Regions from separate parts of the Mus musculus genome. Here regions 1 and 3 are each linked to region 2. A link is a loop called in an ENCODE intact Hi-C map of the cell type or tissue named here. Cell type or tissue: heart. All regions are shown on one strand. Links, peaks and the distances in the headings refer to the core of each region. The heading gives the core; the rest is flanking DNA.

What was found. Hi-C counts contacts between places; a loop is a spot of excess contacts. Peaks named below come from ENCODE experiments on the same cell type or tissue, not always from the same donor. Only the 100,000 strongest peaks of a DNase experiment are listed, where the experiment ranks them.
Region 1: a loop joins it to region 2, with 1.9 times the contacts of the local background. A loop is called at or near these places in 2 of 42 quality-filtered maps.
Region 3: a loop joins it to region 2, with 2.9 times the contacts of the local background. A loop is called at or near these places in 2 of 42 quality-filtered maps.

What each region holds. Positions count from the first base shown.
Region 1 is chr12:32,653,024-32,659,191 of GRCm38, reverse strand. No RefSeq gene overlaps it. Among named protein-coding and RNA genes, the nearest start is that of Gm40376, 69 kb to the left of the region's middle. In heart, for the core only: no CTCF peak of the experiment used is centred there; a DNase peak (open chromatin) is centred at 2,771.
Region 2 is chr12:32,763,254-32,769,421 of GRCm38, reverse strand. The region is part of intron 1 of Gm40376 (predicted gene, 40376); the gene reads right to left. Among named protein-coding and RNA genes, the nearest start is that of Gm40376, 42 kb to the right of the region's middle. In heart, for the core only: a CTCF peak has its summit at 3,378; DNase peaks (open chromatin) are centred at 891 and 3,421; H3K27me3 peaks cover 1,287 bases.
Region 3 is chr12:32,894,300-32,900,467 of GRCm38, reverse strand. All of the region lies in intron 2 of Gm33484 (a long non-coding RNA gene), which reads left to right. Among named protein-coding and RNA genes, the nearest start is that of Gm33484, 12 kb to the left of the region's middle. In heart, for the core only: no CTCF peak of the experiment used is centred there; DNase peaks (open chromatin) are centred at 2,787 and 3,757; H3K27me3 peaks cover 1,120 bases.

The DNA.
Region 1 (6,168 bases), core at 572-5,571, 110 kb after region 2:
CTATAATTCAAAATCAGGGATGCTGACACCTACAGCAGGGTCTTTAATTGTTCAGATTGCTTTGGCTGTCTGGGTCTTTCATAAGAATTCAAAGGGTTTGGCCCCCCTCTTTCTGTAAAGCACTGTGTTGGAGTTTCAATGGGGACTGCATTGCATCTGTGTATTGCTCTTGGTAGATAGTCGTTTTCAAAAACTAATTCCAATCCATGAATGTGGAGGTTGTTCTATTTTCTAGTGTTTTCCTCAATTTCCTTCTTTGGTGCATTAAGGTTTATACTGTAGACAGTTTGTACTTCCTTGTTCGGATTTATTAAAAGTTATTTGAGGCTATCTTGAATGGGGTTGTTTCCTTGATTTCTTTCTTAGCTGTTTATCCTTAGGAAATAGAGAGGCTACTTGTCTTTGTATGTTAATTTTGTATCGTGCCTCTTTACTGGAAGCATTCATCAGCTTTAGTCAGATAGAGCATAAAACATTAGTTCAGTTTTCCTGTATTTGGTAAGAGTTGCTTTGTGTCAGAATATAGAGTCTATTTTGGAGTCTGCTAATGGGCTTCTTAGAAGAGCATGAATCTGTAGGGTTTGCAGGCAATGTTCTTAGAGTCTGCTAAGTTCATTACTCCATTATGTTCATGTATCAGGGTTGTACCATTCTGAAATATCAATATTGTCAGGTCACATTTCTTCTTTCAGTTGGGTGTTTGCAATGCTCAGGAGGGACTGGAGTGTAGTAGGGCTGAGGTTTCTTTTAATTGGTGGTGGATTTTTTTTTCCTCTGTAAGACTAGTATTCAGACTAGCACTGGTCTGTATCCATAGCTCTCCCCTGAAAGAGCTATTACCCACAATGTAGATTCCCCACAAAATAAGTAATAATTAATTACATAACAATCTCCCCTTAAGTGGTAATCATTTTACATGGTAGAGGGCATTGACAGTACACTGTGAACAACGTATTAGGTATAGGTGGAGCCTTCAATATATAGAAGGTATAACAGGAAGAAGGGAGATAGAAAACACAGTATGATGGGTGGGTAGTAATGGACTGATAGATAGAATATAGCAGGGGGGAATGTAAATTAGAGGGGGAACTCCAGGTAACAAAACCAGTGTGTGTGTGTATGTGTGTGGGAGGAGGGTGGGATAAGGGGATTTTAGCTAAAAGTAGACTGAAGAGAAAGAGGTAAAGATATGTCATGAGATGCCAGAGAAGTCCAATGTGTCAGGAGGCTGAGGCACAGGGACCCCTGCAAACCAGGCTACACTGTGCTATTTGGAAGAGGAAAAAGCCAAAGTAATATAAGGAAAAGGGTAGGAGATGAAAAGTAAGTTCAAGCACACAGCATGGTCAAGAAGGTCTGATAAAATAACCTTGTGTATTAAACACAGATGGCACATATACAGAATGAGGGAAGTCTGGGTGTAGAGAGCAGATATGAAAACTCACTGGCCTGACTATTGACTTTCATTTGGACTCTCTCGAGCTCTTTCCCTGGGACTGGGAGGTCTTCTGTGAATAGGCTGTCCCATTGCGTCCCATGATTTTGATTCCAGGACCATTTGTAGTGCTTCAAAGTGAGTCTCTGGTTCAGTTACACCCCTGCAAACTCCTTCTGGTCTCCAGTTGAGACTGCTGGCTCTGTCCCTGCTAGCTCTGGCTAACATCCTACCAGCTACGAAGTCAGTGTGGAGGTTCCAGTGGAACTGGTTCTCACCAGCTTTTCAATCCACTGAATACGACTTCACAGTTTCCTTGTCGTTTTCTCCCAGTGTTTCACTTGTCAGGCTTCTGTGCATAGTACCATAGTGCTTGGTCTGAGTTTCCCAAATGTGTGGTCTCAGGCTGCTGAGCTACACTGGGATCTTACTCGGGAGTAGAGCCTATAAAATTCAAACACATGCATCCCTGCTTCACCAAAGTGGTGCCCTCAGAAGGGGAAAGACAAAAATCCCTGATTCCAGTAGCAGACAGAGGCCATTTCATCTATTTCCTCCATCTGGAGACAACTTGTGCAAATGGCTGACACACAGAAAAGGCCTCTTTTCTCCTGGGTCTGCTCATCAAAGTTGTAAACAAAGTTTTTAAGGTGAAAATTCCAAATTCTGACTAGGATTAGGCCCTCTCCATTCCCATCTCAATATGTCAATTTTTAAATTATGTAAGTTTTTAAATATAATTTCAATATGTAAGTTTTAAAATTATGTGAAATGGAAATTTAAGGGTTCTTTGGAAAGTTGGTTGGATGGTGTTTTGCTGGGGCAAACATGTGAATGAATTTTTTGTTAAAGTGGACACAGGTGTGGAAGACTAAGGCAGAGTCGTGAAGGAATGTTTCGATGAAGCAGACACAGGAGAGAGGATGTTCTGCTAAAGCAAGCATGTAAAAGGACACGTGATGACCTTTGCTAACATACATGTTGTTCCACCTTACATTGTGTAGTTGAGCTACATTTGTCGAGACTCCATAGAGAGAAGCACAACAAAATAAAAACAAAAACAAAACAACAACAAAAAACAAAACTTCTGGTGGTGTGCCGCAGTTTCTTGCTACGTCAGCCGACTTGGGCTGATTGGATGCACATGCTGAGGCAAGTCACATGGAGGACACATAATGTTTGGAGGGTATAAATAGGACTCCACAGAGTGACAGAGACAGAGTTTGGCTTGCTGGTACAGCTAGCTGTACAGCACTTGTGGGTCTCTCATCTTTACTTCCCTGGGAGAGGCACAGCCAAGAACTTCTCCTGGTGTTCCTGTTGGTCCTTCCTGCTTATTTGAGCCAAGGCTGAGGTCTGGCTGTCTCTGCTAGGTTGTGTCATAACTCACCTCTACCAAATTGGACTGCTGGTATATCTGTGAAGTGTTTTCAAGTGGATCGAGCTGCCACTGCCTACTAAAGTGTGAACTGAACTGTTGATTTCCAGACAACAGAGACAGTTGCTCCAAAGAACCTTTCTAAACAGTTTCACTTCCCCCATCGTTTTTCTTTCCCACTACCTCTGGTGGGTGGTGGATTACAAGGAAGGTTAAAGCATTTAAAGTTACAATTATGTCTTTATGATTCTCTGGATTTCCTCAGTGTCTGTTGTTACTCCCCCTTTTTTGTTTCTGCTTTTATCAGTTTGGATATTCTCTCTGTGTCTTTTAGTTAGTTTGGCTAAGAGCTTGTCTATCTTATTGATTTTCTCAAACAACTCTTTGTTTCATTGACTCTTTGTATTGTTCTCTTTGTTTCTATTTTATTGGTTTCAGTCCCCAGTTTGATATTTTCTGCCCTCTGCTCCCCTTGAGCAGGTTTACTTTTTGTTCTCGAGCTTTCAGGTGTGCCGTTAAGTTATGAGTATGGGACCTCCAATTTGGGTTATGAAGGCACTTAGTATTATGAACTGCTTCCCTTGTGTCCCATAAGTTTGATATGATGTGTACTAATTTTCACTAGATTCTAGAAAGTCTTTAATTTCATATTTGTATGGTCTCATTTTTCATAAAGTAGAGAGTTGTTCAGTTTCCACGAGTTGATAAGATTTCTGTTGTTTCTGTTGTTGAAATCCAGTATCAATCTGTAGCAGTCTGATGGCAGGCAGGGAGTTATTTCAATTTTCTAGTATCAGTTGAGAATTGTTTTGCATCCTGGTATGTGGTGAGAGGTGGGTAGTGAAGCCTCTCACTATCAGCATGTGAGGGTCAATATGTGATTTAAGCTGTTTCTCTTACCTTGTGTTTGGAGCATAGATGTTAAGAACTGAACTTTCATCTTGGTGGATTTTTCTTTGATGAATATGTAATATCCATTCACATCTCTTTTTGACTAATTTTAGTTTGAAGTCTATTTTGTTAGATATTAAAATGACTATACCAGCTTGCTTATTAGACCATTTTCTTGGGATATTTTTTTCTAGCCCTTTACCCTGAGGTAATATCTACTCATAATGTTTTGGTATGTTTCTTGTATGCAGCAGAATGATGAATCCTGTTTTCAAATCCACTGTTAATCTGTGCTTTTAATTAGGGATTTGAAACCATTGATATTAACAGATATCCATGAACAATGATTGTTAATTCCTGTTATTTTGTCTGGGTCTTCAATTTGTTTCCAATGATCAACCTGTCTGTTTTTATGCCAAAATAATGCAGTTTTTATTACTATAGCTCTGTAGTACAGCTTGAAATCAGAAATGGTGATGCCTCCAGTTTTACTGCTCAGGATTGTTTTAGCTACCCTGGATTTTTGTCTCTCTATATGAAGTTGAGAATTGTCCTCCTTAAAGTCTGTAAAAAATTGTATTGGAATTTTGATGGTGATTATGTTGAATCTGTAGATTGTTTTGGTAGGTTGGACATCTTTACTATGTTAATCCTACTGATTTATAAGCATGGGAGATCTTGCCATTTTCTGGTATTTTCTACAGCTTACCAACTCCCTGTTCAATAGAAGACTAATATCCAAAATATATAAAGAACTCAAGAAAGTAGATAGTTAAACAACAACAACAACAAAAACAAAAACAGCAACAAGTAATCTATGGGGAACAAATCTAAACAGAGTTCTCAATAAAGGAATCTCAAAGAAATGTTTAACATCCTTAGCCATCAGGGAAATACAAATGTAAACTAGGTTGTGATTCCATTTTTCACCTGTCCAAATGACTAAGATAAACAACATAAGTGACAGCCCATGCTGGCAAAGATGTGGAACAAAAGGAACCCTCCTCCATTGCTGGTGGGCATGCAGATTTGTATAGTCACTATGGCAATCAATATGGCAGATCCTCAGAAAATTGGGTATCAGTCTACTTCAAGACTTGGCTATATTACTCTTCAGTAGATATGGATATGTATCCAAAGACATTCCATCCTACCACAGGGACACTTGCTCAACTGTGTTCATTGTGGCTTTATTCATAAAAGCCAGAAACTGGAAACAACCTAAATGTTCCTCAACTGAAGAATAGATAAAGAAACTATGATACATTTACACAATATATTATTACTTAGCTGCTTTTTAAAAATAACATCATGTATATGGCAAATGGATTGAACTAGAAAAATCATCCTGAGTCAGGTAACTCAGACCCAGAAAACCACATATGGAATGAATTCACTTCTAAGTGGATATTAGCTGTCAAATAAAACTACAAACCACAGATCCAGTGGGGTTAGGTTAACGAGGAAGGCTTTAAGGGGGAAGCGTGGATTTCCCTGGGAAAGGGAAACACATCAGGAAACACTCACAGGAGAAGGGTTGGGAAGATTGTAGGAGTCAGAGGGGATAAAGGACACCAGGAGAGTATGACCTAATGAGTCTACTAAGCAGTGCTCACATGGGCTCACAGAGACTGAAGTAGCAAGCAAGGGGCCTGCATGGGTCTGCACCAAGTCCTTTGCATACATTGTGGCTGTTAGGTTGGTGTTTTTTTGGGAACAGATGTACCCCTGACTCTTGGGATGGTTTTCCTCCTAATAGGTTATCCTGTCCAGCCTCAAAATGATGGCATTTGCTTTGTCATACTGTTTCCCCTGTTTGCTATTGTCTCTTGGAAGCCTGCTCTTTTCTGAAGAGGAAACAGAGAGGGGGTGGATCCGGGGAAGAGAGGAGGTGGGGGGATCTGGAAGGAAAAGGTGTAGTTGGGACAACTTGTAGGAGAGAAGAATCTATTTCCCCCCCCCCAAAAAAAAAAGAATTAAGTAATTAAAAAAGAGAGATAAGTAAGGGTGAGAAAAAAAGGGTGGTTTATTAAGTGTGACATCATTGGGAAGCCATAAAGTAGTCTAATGGTCAAGTTAAGGACTTTTGCTACTCTTAAGAGGATCCAGCTTCAGTTCCAAGTGTCTTCATAGCAGCTCACAGCCATCTGTAACCCTAGTTCCAGAAGATCTAATGCCCTCTTCTGGCTGCTGTGGGTGCTGCATGAACATATTTCATAGCCTTACACACAGGCAAAACACACATACATACACACACATACGCACATGCACACACACTCACACATATGTAAATATACATACTTATATATACATTTACATATACACATGTGCACATATATACATATTTCTATACACATATACATGAATACATATATGCATACTTATTTTTTAAAAAAAAGAAAGCCTTTAATTTGGGGCTTACAAATTTTAGAGGTTTTGACTTTTTGACCATCACAACAGGGAG
Region 2 (6,168 bases), core at 552-5,551:
CAGAGAAGTTTCTTCAACACAGTCAAGGGTTTGGGTATAGTGCCCAAATGACTAATGTCCTTTATAAAATAGGAATTAACATTGTTGATGTGCATCTCAGAAAAAGAGTTTCTATGACACGTTCTACAGATGTAAAGGGTGGTGACTGATTAAAATATCCATCAGCTTTAGCAAGATAGAGTTTAATGATTTACTGGATGTGAGAAGAGGCAGAGAAGGGGGAAGGAGGAAAGGGAGGGAGAGGGACTGGAATTGAGAGTAAGGAAGGAGAAAGGGAGATGAGAACTGGATCCCACGTCTCTGAGCTCCAGGATGGGCAGCTTGAAGAAGAGGGGAGATTCTTTTGACTCAGGATTAGGGGGACCTACCCAATTTGTGTTCAAGTTTCCCTTTTTGTAGAATGGAGGAGTAATAGTATTTGTTTCAAAAAGTCAGGTGGAGGGAATGAGAAGCCTGAAATGCTGGCATGATGCCAAGAATTGCAATGGACGTCATAGATACTGTTGTTAGTTGCTTGAGGTGCTCCCTACAAATCTCTTCCAGTTTATTAGTCAAGGCTCCCTAATTTCAAAATATAAACCAGCTTGAATAAGTTATAGACAGTCTTAACAGGTTGGACATTGAGACTCTTAGTTGAAAATAATGTTCTGGGCACATTGGTTAGAAATCAAGGAAATGGATTTTTGTTTTTGCAGATCTGACTGAGACCCTGTCTTCATGATATTCTGGTTTTGCTTTTAGAAACTGCCAAATCACACATCACTTCTACCAGGGGAATGACACAGCATTATGAAACTCCCACACTCTCATGAGGGTGGCAACCAGGTTTCTTACATAACAAGGACTTTGGCACCTCACCCAGGGCTTGGTGGCTTGCCAGTCTTCCACTCCCCAGAAAAAGGCGTCAAGATTATTTGGATAGTTGGGTATGATCCAAGCTTAGGGCATGGGACAATGTACAGGGCAACACAGTGGAGGGGGCAGCTCCTAAGCATTCTGAGTAAACAAGCAAATGCTTCAAGGTCACTGGCACTTCCAATTCCATCAGAACATGCTTTGGGGGTGTGTGTGCCTGGGTCCAGACCTGTCTTGGACTCTGTGTAACTTCTAGAGTCACCTGAAGGGTCTTCAGTTCTCCACTAGGTCATGTGGAATAGAACTGCCCCCAAGAGTCTTTCCTGACACCTCAAACTGAGGGAAGTAGCACGGAGCACTTTCACCTGTGAGCAACAGTTTGCATAAGAGAGTCTAACTTTCCTAAAGGGAGGATGGACCCAGAGCCAAAAAAGATCAAGATCAACTTTCCATCTGGGAGGCAATAGCCTTCAGTGCCGGTAGTGTAGAAACTAGCTAAATTCTTATTAAAGTTCCAGCACAAACATTCCATTCATTTTTTATTCTGCTCTGTTAACACTGCTCGCCAGAGTCCGGATGGTTCTGTAGTGTGGGGTTGCTTTACCCTTCTAAGTCATCTTGCTCCAGTGAAACTAAACCCTGAGAAGGAATGATCCTGACTGCTTGTGTGTAACCTAACATTGCGTTGCTTGTACGTTAGTGAAATTAATGCCCTTTCCAGGATAAAAGGGTGACTGAATTAATGTCACATTATTGAAACCAGGCCTATTTTATAAGCCTTTGCTCTCATAGATCCCCTGGCAGAGTCTTGTTGAGTAGATTTAGTCTGGAAGATGGTTCTTATTCATGTCAGGTATTGTCCTTGGCATTTTCAACATATTGTCAGAATTTCAACAGCAGTACTTCTAAGTGCATGCTATTGCCCCATGACAGATGAGGGAACTTGCATCAGAGGAGTGGCTTTGGCTAGGAAAGGAGGTACAGGGGCCTGATAGAGCAGGTTTGCTGCATCAAAGCACCAACTTTTTACCTCTTGTTGGTACTACACAAAGGAGATGGCCATATACTGGGGGATTCTTCTGGTTTAGTCATTCACATTTGACTTGAACCTTCATTAGAAATTTCACTCAACCTTTTGCCAGATGGCAAGTGATTCTGAAGTGAAATTAGACTTTTGCGTAAGGATCAAAGTCTCATGGTTTGGGCCTGGCGAGACTGTTCAGTGGCTAAACGTACTTGTTGCACAAGCCTGATAAACTGAGTTTAATCCTAGAAACTCATGGAAGGAGAGATGTTGCCCACCTCCATACACACCAATATTAAAGAATAAAAACCCCTCTGTTTTAAAATCCCCCCCCCATCTTGCTTTGGTATAGCCAACAAGAATGTGTGTGGACTCCTTTGCCATTTGTGAGCAGACTGTAGAAAAACGTGATTGAGAGCAGAACTCAGTTCACCAAGGCCTGGCCCTGAGGGTCCTGCAGGGGAGTTTCCAGCAGTGCAACAGTTTCCATATTTCCTTGTTTTGCAGAAAGAGGTAGTTCAACAGCAGAGAAACACTCTCCACTTTGCACCCCAGCCCAAGAGAATTGGGGAGGGAGCAAGTATCTCCCATGCTGATTTCAAAGCTCCTTGCATGCTGAATTGGGCTATACATTTCCAAAACAGCTTATTGCCAATGTGCCAGAGAGCAGGTGTTGGTGATGGTTAACAACAGAAAGCATAAGTGTGCAAACAGTTTTGAGAAATTCTAGGTTTCTTCACGGCAGGTCATCTCAGTACTTCTGCAGTATTGATAAAGATCTGAGTTACGTCATGGGGACACAGATTGCATTGCTGTATAGTTGACTCGACTGCATAATTATTTTAGGGAGAACTATGTTGTCAGAACCTGGGAAGTGCTGTGTTAATCCTACTCTATCACCCTCCTGTCTCATCTCTGTGCCTTTGTTGATGTGACCAGCCATTTTTCTATTCATTCATCTTCTGCTAGGTAGAGAGCAGTGTCATGTCCCCGATGGATAGTCATAGTATATTTGGTGCCTTTTAGAATGAATAGTCTAGCTTAGAAGGTAAGAAACACACACAGATACAACTCGATTCTAAACAGGAAGAAGGAGAAGAAGGAGGAGGGAGAGGAGGAGGAGGAGAAGAAGAAGGAAAGAAAGAAAGAAAGAAAGAAAGAAAGAAAGAAAGAAGCAGCAGCATTTCTGCTGTTGACAAAAGAAAGTCAAATTAGATCTCAAGAGCTGAAACAAAAATACAAATCCCTTTTCATTAAGGAACCAGATTGGCATCGAGGGTGAAGGCATCTTGTGGATCTGGTTTCTGGGCAGAATTTTCATTTGCACAGCACTGCCTATGACCTGCCATCTCTTATACTGATCTGAGCCCATTGCAACATCATCTCACTCTGGTTCCAGCAGTCCCTGAGGGCATCCTCTGCAAGCAGAGGAGAGGGAGTGGTGTGGACTTACTCCAAATACTTAGTCTTAAATAGTATTAAGGTTTTATAGACAAGCAGAGGGCAGACTGGTGGCACCATCCACCCACTGGCCTTTTGCCTAGCTTGCATGCAGGTTTCCTGGCTGAAGAACCCTCTTCCCAGAGTTTATTTCTAGCTTCTGGCTATTGACAATACAAGTAAACAAAAGGCTGAGCTGTTCTGTCCCAGGCACAGCACTAAGAGGAACCAAAATTAGTCACAAAGGCCAGGGTAAGTAGCAAAGTCATCAGTAAAACCAGAGATGCTTTGAAGATGCTTGTAGGAAGAGCCTCCTCTGACTTGGACCCCAGACTGATTTTTTTTTTATGGTCTTTAATGGGCTGAATGAGGCTTTTCCACTTTATGGAAGATAATCTGACTTACTAAATATTAGTATTATTCAAACAAAAAAAATCATAAAAAACCACACAGAGTAGTGCTTGACTAAGTAACTGGGTACCAAAGCCTAGCTAAGATGGTGCATACAATTGGCCATTTGTGTACGTTATTGCCCTTTTTTTCTATGGAGGATGTATTTTAATAGATCTAGTAGGTACAGAAATTATGGATAGTATAAAATCTTATACATACTGTCCCCTCCCCATGTAAACACAGGACTGGAGTAAAGATAATAGGTAAGTTTCACATAAGTAAGAGGTTAACATAATAATATAATAACAAAATAGAGCATTTATAAATACACACCACAACAAAGGTTGTGTGACTGTGCTTTCTTTCTCTTGCAACTACTGCAGAGTAGGTAGCATATATAGACAGGGTAGATACACCACAAAGCAATGACTCACACCCAGGCAGGATGGGGCAGGGCAATGTGGGATTTCACCCCACAACTCAACACAACATATAACCTACACTCATGGACTTATCCATCCATATCTTTGGACCAAGGTTAACTATAAAGAATCAGGAGCAGTGTAGAATATGTGTGCGTATTGGATAGAGAAATTAAATGTATGCCTTAGTGGATCGTAGCCAGGAAGACTTAAAGCTTCTATGTCTTCACAAGGTCACACTCGTCATCCTACCTCCAAGTGTGCATTTGCCCTTCTTCTGCCTCTTGTTTTCCAACTAATGATGAAACCTAGTCCTTCGTGTCACTTCAGACAATCTTGTGGCTGGTCTGGCTCCAGCCATCCTGTCTCTGTTCCTTCTTTCACAACTGCTCCCGGGTTCCCACATTCTAGCCTTTTGGTTGCACTTTCCTCGACAAGGAAGGTCTTCTTTCAAGGTTTCTCAGTGTACTGACTCCTTGTCACTGGATCTTTGTCCCGAGTGGCCTTATTTGTTATCTCCTGTAAATGAATACTGGCTCCTTCCCCACACGACCAACGTATATCCATATCTCTGTTGATGGCCCAATATGTTTCCCCACATTACTATTTTCTCCAATGGACTCACCTAAATCTGAATTAGTTATGAATCTCTTTATTTTCTGTCCTTCTCACACCATACCCTTCCTGCTCAGCTTTGTCGATTCAGCACGGGAACAGCACCTGCCATGTGTGTAAGGTCTCCAGAATCAGTTATGCAATGAATCCATGGCTGTACAGTGGACTTTTGCCCATGGCTTATCTCTCATTATATGACCAACCCCTGACTTTTAGAGAACACTGGTTATAAAATATAGGTTAAAGAAAGAAGTGGACAATTGTCCTCCCAGACTTGGATGTGTGCCCAGGCACCCAGATATGTTTCCCGTGGAAGTGACACTAAGAAGCAGGCATGGCACATAATGGAAGCTGCTGCAGGCAGTTTAGGGCTCCAGGGTAGCAATATCATTGATGACTTGCCTGGACTGACATTGCGCTGGTTTTACTTAGCTCTAGTTGTCTTAAACTCACTTTTTTTTTTTTTGCATTTATAAATCACATGCTCCCAGTGACTCTGTGAGATGCCAGATATTGCTGTCTATTTGAGTTGCCAGTGCAGTTGCAGATTCTCAGACTCTCTTTCTCCCCTTCTTTCTCTCTCTACTCTACCTTATCCCTTCCCTTCATCACTTCACACCCTTGAGGTCATCTTCATATCTTTCTCTACTGCTGTATTTTATATTCATCAGTGGTTGTAATAGTCTTGGCAGGTAGCTTGTGTCTCAAATGAGTGATGGCCCCTATTCTATAGCTTTGCTCTCTCCTGTGAGTAGGGGAGTTAGGGGTGGGGAGGACTGAAGAACAATATGTGGGTCAGAATCAGTCACTGGAACTTCTTTAGCTCATCATTCAATGAATTATAAGCCCTTGGGTTGCTTGGAACTTTCTAAAAAGCCTTTATAGTGTAGTTAGGGTTCCTCCTCCTCATCCAATGTATCACTTAGGAAATGACAATGTAAAGGAATAGAGAAATAATAGGGATAGCATCCCCTACACACATCATACCACCAAAGACAGATACAGCAGTATCATCTGAGTGCTTCAGTAAAGCTACTATACCAAATTCCAAATCCCATGAAGGCTTCGGCTTTTCCACATACTTCGGTTTAGGAAAGTCCTGTGAGTTTAATACAGTATAATTAAGATTATGCCAACTTTAGGGTCAGTCCTTAATTGACTCACAAAATCTGCTTCCTGATGCTTAGGAACCAGTAACCACATAATAAATGGGACATGCACAAAGAAGCTCATAGAAAGTTTCTACAGGATGAGGTAATCTGTGAGTTCTGTTACTATAACAAAATACTGAGGTTGGATACTTCACAAAGAAAAGAGGTATTTTAGCTGATGGTTTTGGAGGTCCTAAACCATGGTGCTAACTTCTGCTTGGCTATGATGAGGGCAGGCATGCTTTTGTATAGCAATCTGCCCTCCTAT
Region 3 (6,168 bases), core at 572-5,571, 130 kb before region 2:
CTCTTTATAACCAGAGACCCCAGAACAGCATCCATCCTTCCCGAGGACAGCATCCCCACCTTCAGCCCAGGCTCTTAAGGCTTCCACAGCCTCAAACCCAGCACTCCGGAGACTCAGCTCCAGCTGGTGGGCTTTGGAGGCCACAGTCAGACATTATCCAACTACAGCACATCACCATACCATTGCTGCAATGCTTTCACCCTGGTTCTCACAAGCAGCGGGTGAGATGGTCCTCCGCCACTGCCTCACTTCTCACTGAAGCTTGGGGAAAGTTTGTTGTTGTTGTTGTTGTTGTTGTTGTTGTTGTTGTTGTTGTTGTTGCCCTGCCTTCATTTCCCCACCCAACTCCACAGGAATCTATTTCCTTATCCCACCATGTTGAGTTAGACATGGGACTCCTCTGGGTAGAGATCTAAATTCAGTTACATGGCTTAGCTCGAGCATCCCATTGCCCTTGAGGTGAGTGTACTCGAGCTGGTTCAGGTTTCAGAATGACGCTCACAGTGCCCTGTAAGAACTGGATCTACAGCCCAATTCGACCACCTTGGCTGAGCCCCAGATCTGAGAGTGAGAGAGACATGCCCATTGGGGTACATCACTGAGAGTTGAGGTTTGTTTTGTTATACAGTATGATCAGAGGATTACTGCATGAAAGCTACTTATGAATTTTGTTGGTACTGGCAATTGTGCCGTGTGCTTTGACTTTGAGACAGGGCCTTACTAAATTGTTCCTTCTGCCCTTGAATGTGTTCTGTATCTAAGACAGACCTTGAACCTGTGATCCTCCTTCTGTAGCCTTATGAGTAGCTGGAATTTCAGGACTGTGCCACCAGATTCAACATCGCTGCTGTATTTTAAAACACTGTATATGTGTAAACACACATGTACAATTTTATAGATATACCTAGAATTTATAATTGTTATAAAGGTTTCCATGTTTTTTTCCTTTTTCCTTGTTAAGGCAGTTACTCTGTCTTTATTCTCCTATCCACAGAAACCCCCTTCCCTTTTCAAGTAACGCATGCTGTCAACCTACTGTGTGCCTGCCCATTCTTACTCTGCTGGCTAGCTTTTTGTTTATTTGACACAGATTAGACTCATCTAAAAGGAAGTCTCCACTGAGAAAGATCCGGCTGTGGGTGGGCCTGTACAGCGTTTTCTTAGTTAATGACTAATGGGGAGGGTCCAGCCCACTGTGGGCTGTTTCACCCCTGGGCTGTGGCTGTGGGTGCTATAAGAGGGAGCCATGAGAAGCCAACCAGTAAACACCACTCCTCCAGAGCCTCTGCAGAGCTCCTGGCTCCAGGTTCCCACCCACCCTACATTCCTGCCCTGACTTCCTTCTATGCTAAACAGTGATGTGGAATTGTAAGAAAAATAAACTCTGCTGGTCATGGTGTTTCACATTAGTAATAGAAATCCTAAGACACCTTTACTTATATTCCTATATATTCATTTAAAATAACAAACACAGCAGGTGATAGCCAACTAGCTGAAACATTCAATATTACTATATCACTGTATGCTACACACACACACACATCTGACATTTTGTGCTTTCCATAGTGGCACAAAATTATGAACATTGTTGCTTTCTTATTATTCTTACAAAGAAACATCTCAGGCCTTAAATTCCAGTGTGACATGCATGGCTTTCTCACTTATCATGGCTGCTGTATGGAGCCATAATCAAACCAGCCTGATATGTCAACATTTGGTCCACAATGCTGTGTCCCTAAGGCATCCATCTGGTCCCAGGGATGGTGGGCTGATGATGGGTGGTGCATTTTGCTATATGGTGCCAGCTTCTTGTGTTCAAATGTGACAATTCACATTCATAACTGCCAACAGCATTTAGGAAACTATTTCCTTCTTCCACACTCCAAGAAATAAGTAAGTGGCTTTCTGGGTTTTGTCAACTATATAGGCAAAAGCAATCCTCTGAAACTGTGTACCGGGAATTTCGGTATCTTTGCTTATTCTAGTGTGCTATCTCAACCTTGTTAATATCTGCAAGGGTTTTTTTTTTTTTTTTTTTTGGATATTGATCTTAACCATACATTGAATTTTTTTTTTACTCTAGTATTTGTCCACTGATTTTGTTTAGGTTCTTGTTTGCCTCTGGCCCAGCTCCCATTTTCCATGTCTCTCCCCTAATCTCATCTCCTCTCTTTTTCTTTCCTTTCCACCTGCTTCAGTGTGGCCACTTTTCTTCCCCTTTGTTTTGTTCAGTCAGCTCTCGCTTCTCTCTGTCCTTACCTCCTCTTGTCTCTAGCTCCCTGTGTTGATTTTAAGTGCAGAGAGCCTGGCTTGTGTCATCTATACAGCTGTGAAAGACTAAAGGTGACTGGAGCAGACACAAAGAGGCACCAAATTCTCAATTCTCAGAACTGGGTTGAGACTTTGAGAAGGTTTCCTTTTTCATGGAGAACCACCCCTAGGCCTCCTGGAGAGCCTAATCCCATAGGTCTGGTGTAGGATGCAGATGGTGTGTGTGTGTGTGTGTGTGTGTGTGTGTGTGTGTGTGTGTGTGTGTGTGCAGGACATTCCAGTACAGTACACAGTTAAGACCAACAACCTGTAAATGAGGATTGGAATGGGGGAACTGGGCTGTTGATCCCCAGTGTCCGTACCTTGCTTAGAAGACTGAAATCCAGGTTGTTGAAGTCCCAGGTGACTTGCTCCAACAGCTGTACAGCTCAGCTCAGTGCAGGACAGTCTGAGTCTGCAGGTCCATCTGGGCAGGACCTGTTCAAAAGGCAGCACAGCTGAAGTACTCCAGGTGGCCAGAAGGTGGCAGTGTAGTCGTGTGATACTCAGGCGACCTGCTGGCCCGGAGGATGCTAAAGCCAGACTGGCAAACCGTGAGGTGGGAGGGATTCTCTGGCCCTCTGACGACCAAGTTCACCCAGCATCTATTGAAGTGAGCTATCTCATGTCAAATACTCTCATTTAATCTTCATGGAAGCCCCAAATAAGGCACATTATTTCTCATCTACCAAACGGGGAAGGTAATTTCTTTGTATTCAGCTACAGTTACTGTATGTACTGCTTCCTCCAGTGTCAGCATATTAACACAAGAGACACTCCATTCATTAGTTCATTCATGCTGATCATTCCTTCCCTGCCCTTCTGTCCTCTACCCCTTCCAGGGACAGCAACGATAACTGCGTTAACCAAGGAAACGCAACGTCCATAGTTGTTCGCACTTTAACAGGTCACTGAGGAAGCAAATAACGGTTGGATCATGATGACATAAAAGCCCTGAGGTGGCCTCTGACACACAGCTAGGACAAAGGTCACACTGAATATCTGTGGACCCAGTGCGGGACCTTACTTGGCTAATGTGACATTACTGGATGATCCCTCACAGCAGTTTTCCAGGGGACATGGCTCTACAGATTCTCACCGTCTCTATGGCTCCTTTTCCTTGCATCTATCTTCATGCTTCCCTTGGCCATCAAAGGGCTGTGCCAGGCTGGTGGCCACTGAGAGAGGAGGGCTTCCCAACTCATCTCCTTCCTCTAGCTCTGCCTCTCTCCTGGTGTCAGCATCATCATCACACAGGCCACAGTAGCCCAGGCTCTCACACCTACCTGTGCTAAGTCCATCCATCTGTCTATCCATCCACCTGTCTGTCCATTTGTCCATCCACCTGTTCATGTGTCCATTCTTTATCCACGCATCCATCGGCCCTCCATCCATCCACTCAGATGCTTCCAGCATCCAGCCAAGGCCTGAGTTTGCCAAGGCTAAATTTAACCCGCAGCTGCCTCATCAGATGCTGGATATTTTCAGTGAGGAGTCTCGGGCCGCTGAGCTGGAAGCCTCTGAGGGCTGCTGGCCAGAGCTTACACCCGTGCTTTGGGTTGAGCTCAGCATCCAGGCTGTTTCGAGAACTTGTCTCTTCCACTCTCTTCCTTTTAATTTTTAAAGAGATATTGTAATGCTATCATTTCCTCCTTTCCTTTCCTCCCTCTAAACCTTCTCATGAACCTCTCCCAAAGATGGAACGAGCAACAGCCGAGAGCCAAAGAGTCAAGTGACTTAGAGAAGCGGATTCTACCCCACCCCCACAGCACTGATGGTACCGGCACCCCTCACAGCCCGCAGAGCTAGACTTCAGGCGAGTCTCTGGTGGTTGTGATGCCTGAGGGACTAAGCTTTGTAAACCTGTCTTCTGCTATCCCATTGCTGGGACTAAACACCAAGTACTAACTAGGTTTAGGTATTTTATAGAGAGCCTTTTATTTAAGACATCAAAGATTGGACTCATCCCTCAGTCCCCTCACATCCACCCTGATGGAAACTGAGGCAAGATGAGAGCAAGTGACAGAAGGACAGCTCTACACTGTCACCTGCACACTGTCACCTGCACCCTGTCACCTCCACCCTGTCACCTCCACCCTGTCACCTGCATAGTCACCTGCACACTGTCACCTCCATACTGTCACCTGCACCCTGTCACTTGCACCCTGTCACCTACACCTTGTCACCTGCACACTGTCACCTGCACCCTGTCACCTGCACCCTGTCACTTGTACCCTGTCACCTGCACTCTGACACCTGTACTCTGTTACCTGCACACCGTCACTTGCACACTGTCACCTGCACACTGTCACCTGTACCCTGCCATCTCCACACTGTCACCTGCACCCTGTAACCTCCACACTGTCACCTGCAGCAGCCTGAGTTCTCTTTATAGACCACCACGGGGGGGGGGGGGGGAAACCCTGATCCTGGGCTGCCACCTGGGCAGGAATTTCAGGATGAGCCAATAGGAGACAGAGTTGGAATTTACTAAAAGCAAAAAGGAGGGCAGCTGGGGAGGAAACACAGGTGTGGGCTGCTCACAAAGGAGTCGGGTTTCAAGAGTCCTCCTGGTGACTATGTCTGGGTTCTGGAAGCGTCTGGGGTTCGCTGCTCAGCAGGTTCCTAAGGGACACTCCCCTCCCCTACCTCTCCACTCTTGAGATTAGAAGTTGGCACTGAAGGTGCCTTTGGTGGGATTGCAATCCAGTAAGGCGCCAGGAGGAGCCCCGTAGATTGCACAAAGGGTTTGTTTAGGACCCATCTTTTCCTGTTAAGTGTGGTTTCTGGTGAGAGCCTAGGAAACCACAGGTTTGCAGGTGAGGTTTGCAAGGCCTTAAATGGATGTCATTGGCTGTGTTGTCATCCTCGACTCTCAGCTGGTGAGAGGCTTCACCCAGCTTCTGAGCTGAAGGGCACCTTTCATGTCCACGTTCCTTAAGCTTCTGTCCTCCCTCAACAACACAGAAGTCTACCACTTCAGTGGCCAGAGATCCCACCGCTGTATAGAAAATAGGGCAGGAGGCGGGACTCATATGCAAGGTCTGTTGCATCATGGGGATAATGACATTAAACTAGTACTGTCCGTGTCTTCCAAAGTATAATTTGCTAATGTAGCAGATGGCTCCATCACAAGCTGTAATTTGTCCCCAAAGACTCCCAATGCATGTGGCTTCCTAGAGTCAGTAATTAGCCTTGGCAATTAAAGATTAAAATCAGCATAATGTTGTTTAACTATGCCCCCTAAGCAAGCCATAGCATTTGAAGAATTTCTAGGTATGGCAATATACATTTGAAAAACTGTTAACTAGATAGACTGATAATTTGAAAGTCAACTCAAGACCCACTCTGCAGATCTGTGTTTGTATACTCGCATTACTATCTCAGCTATTTTTTGCATGTATATGTGTATGATGTGGCTGTGTGTATGTTTCCAAATGTGGGTGTGAGTACATGCGTGCGTGCTGTTGAGTGTGCACTTGTGGGAGGGTGCACGTGGAGGCCAGAGACTGACAGAAGATGTCTTCAGTTGCTCACCACGTTATCTTTTGAGACATGGTCCCTCACTTGAATCCAGAGGTCATCAGTCCAGCTAGTGAAGCCAGCCAGCTTGCTCTGGGGACCTGGTCTTCACTCCATGAGTCATGGCATTACAAGGGTCAGCATGCCTACCTGGGGGATAGGGATGCGCAGGGTCTGAAAGCAGGCCCCTTACTCCCTGGGCCGTCTCTTTAGCCCATGTATCCCAAGTGTTCACCCTTACCTAATTTTATTACATTTTAAGATTTAATCTTATTAAAAATAAGATTTAATTTGTGGGAAGTGGGGACCGCTGGTTGTCTTTGCCACTGTTGGTCC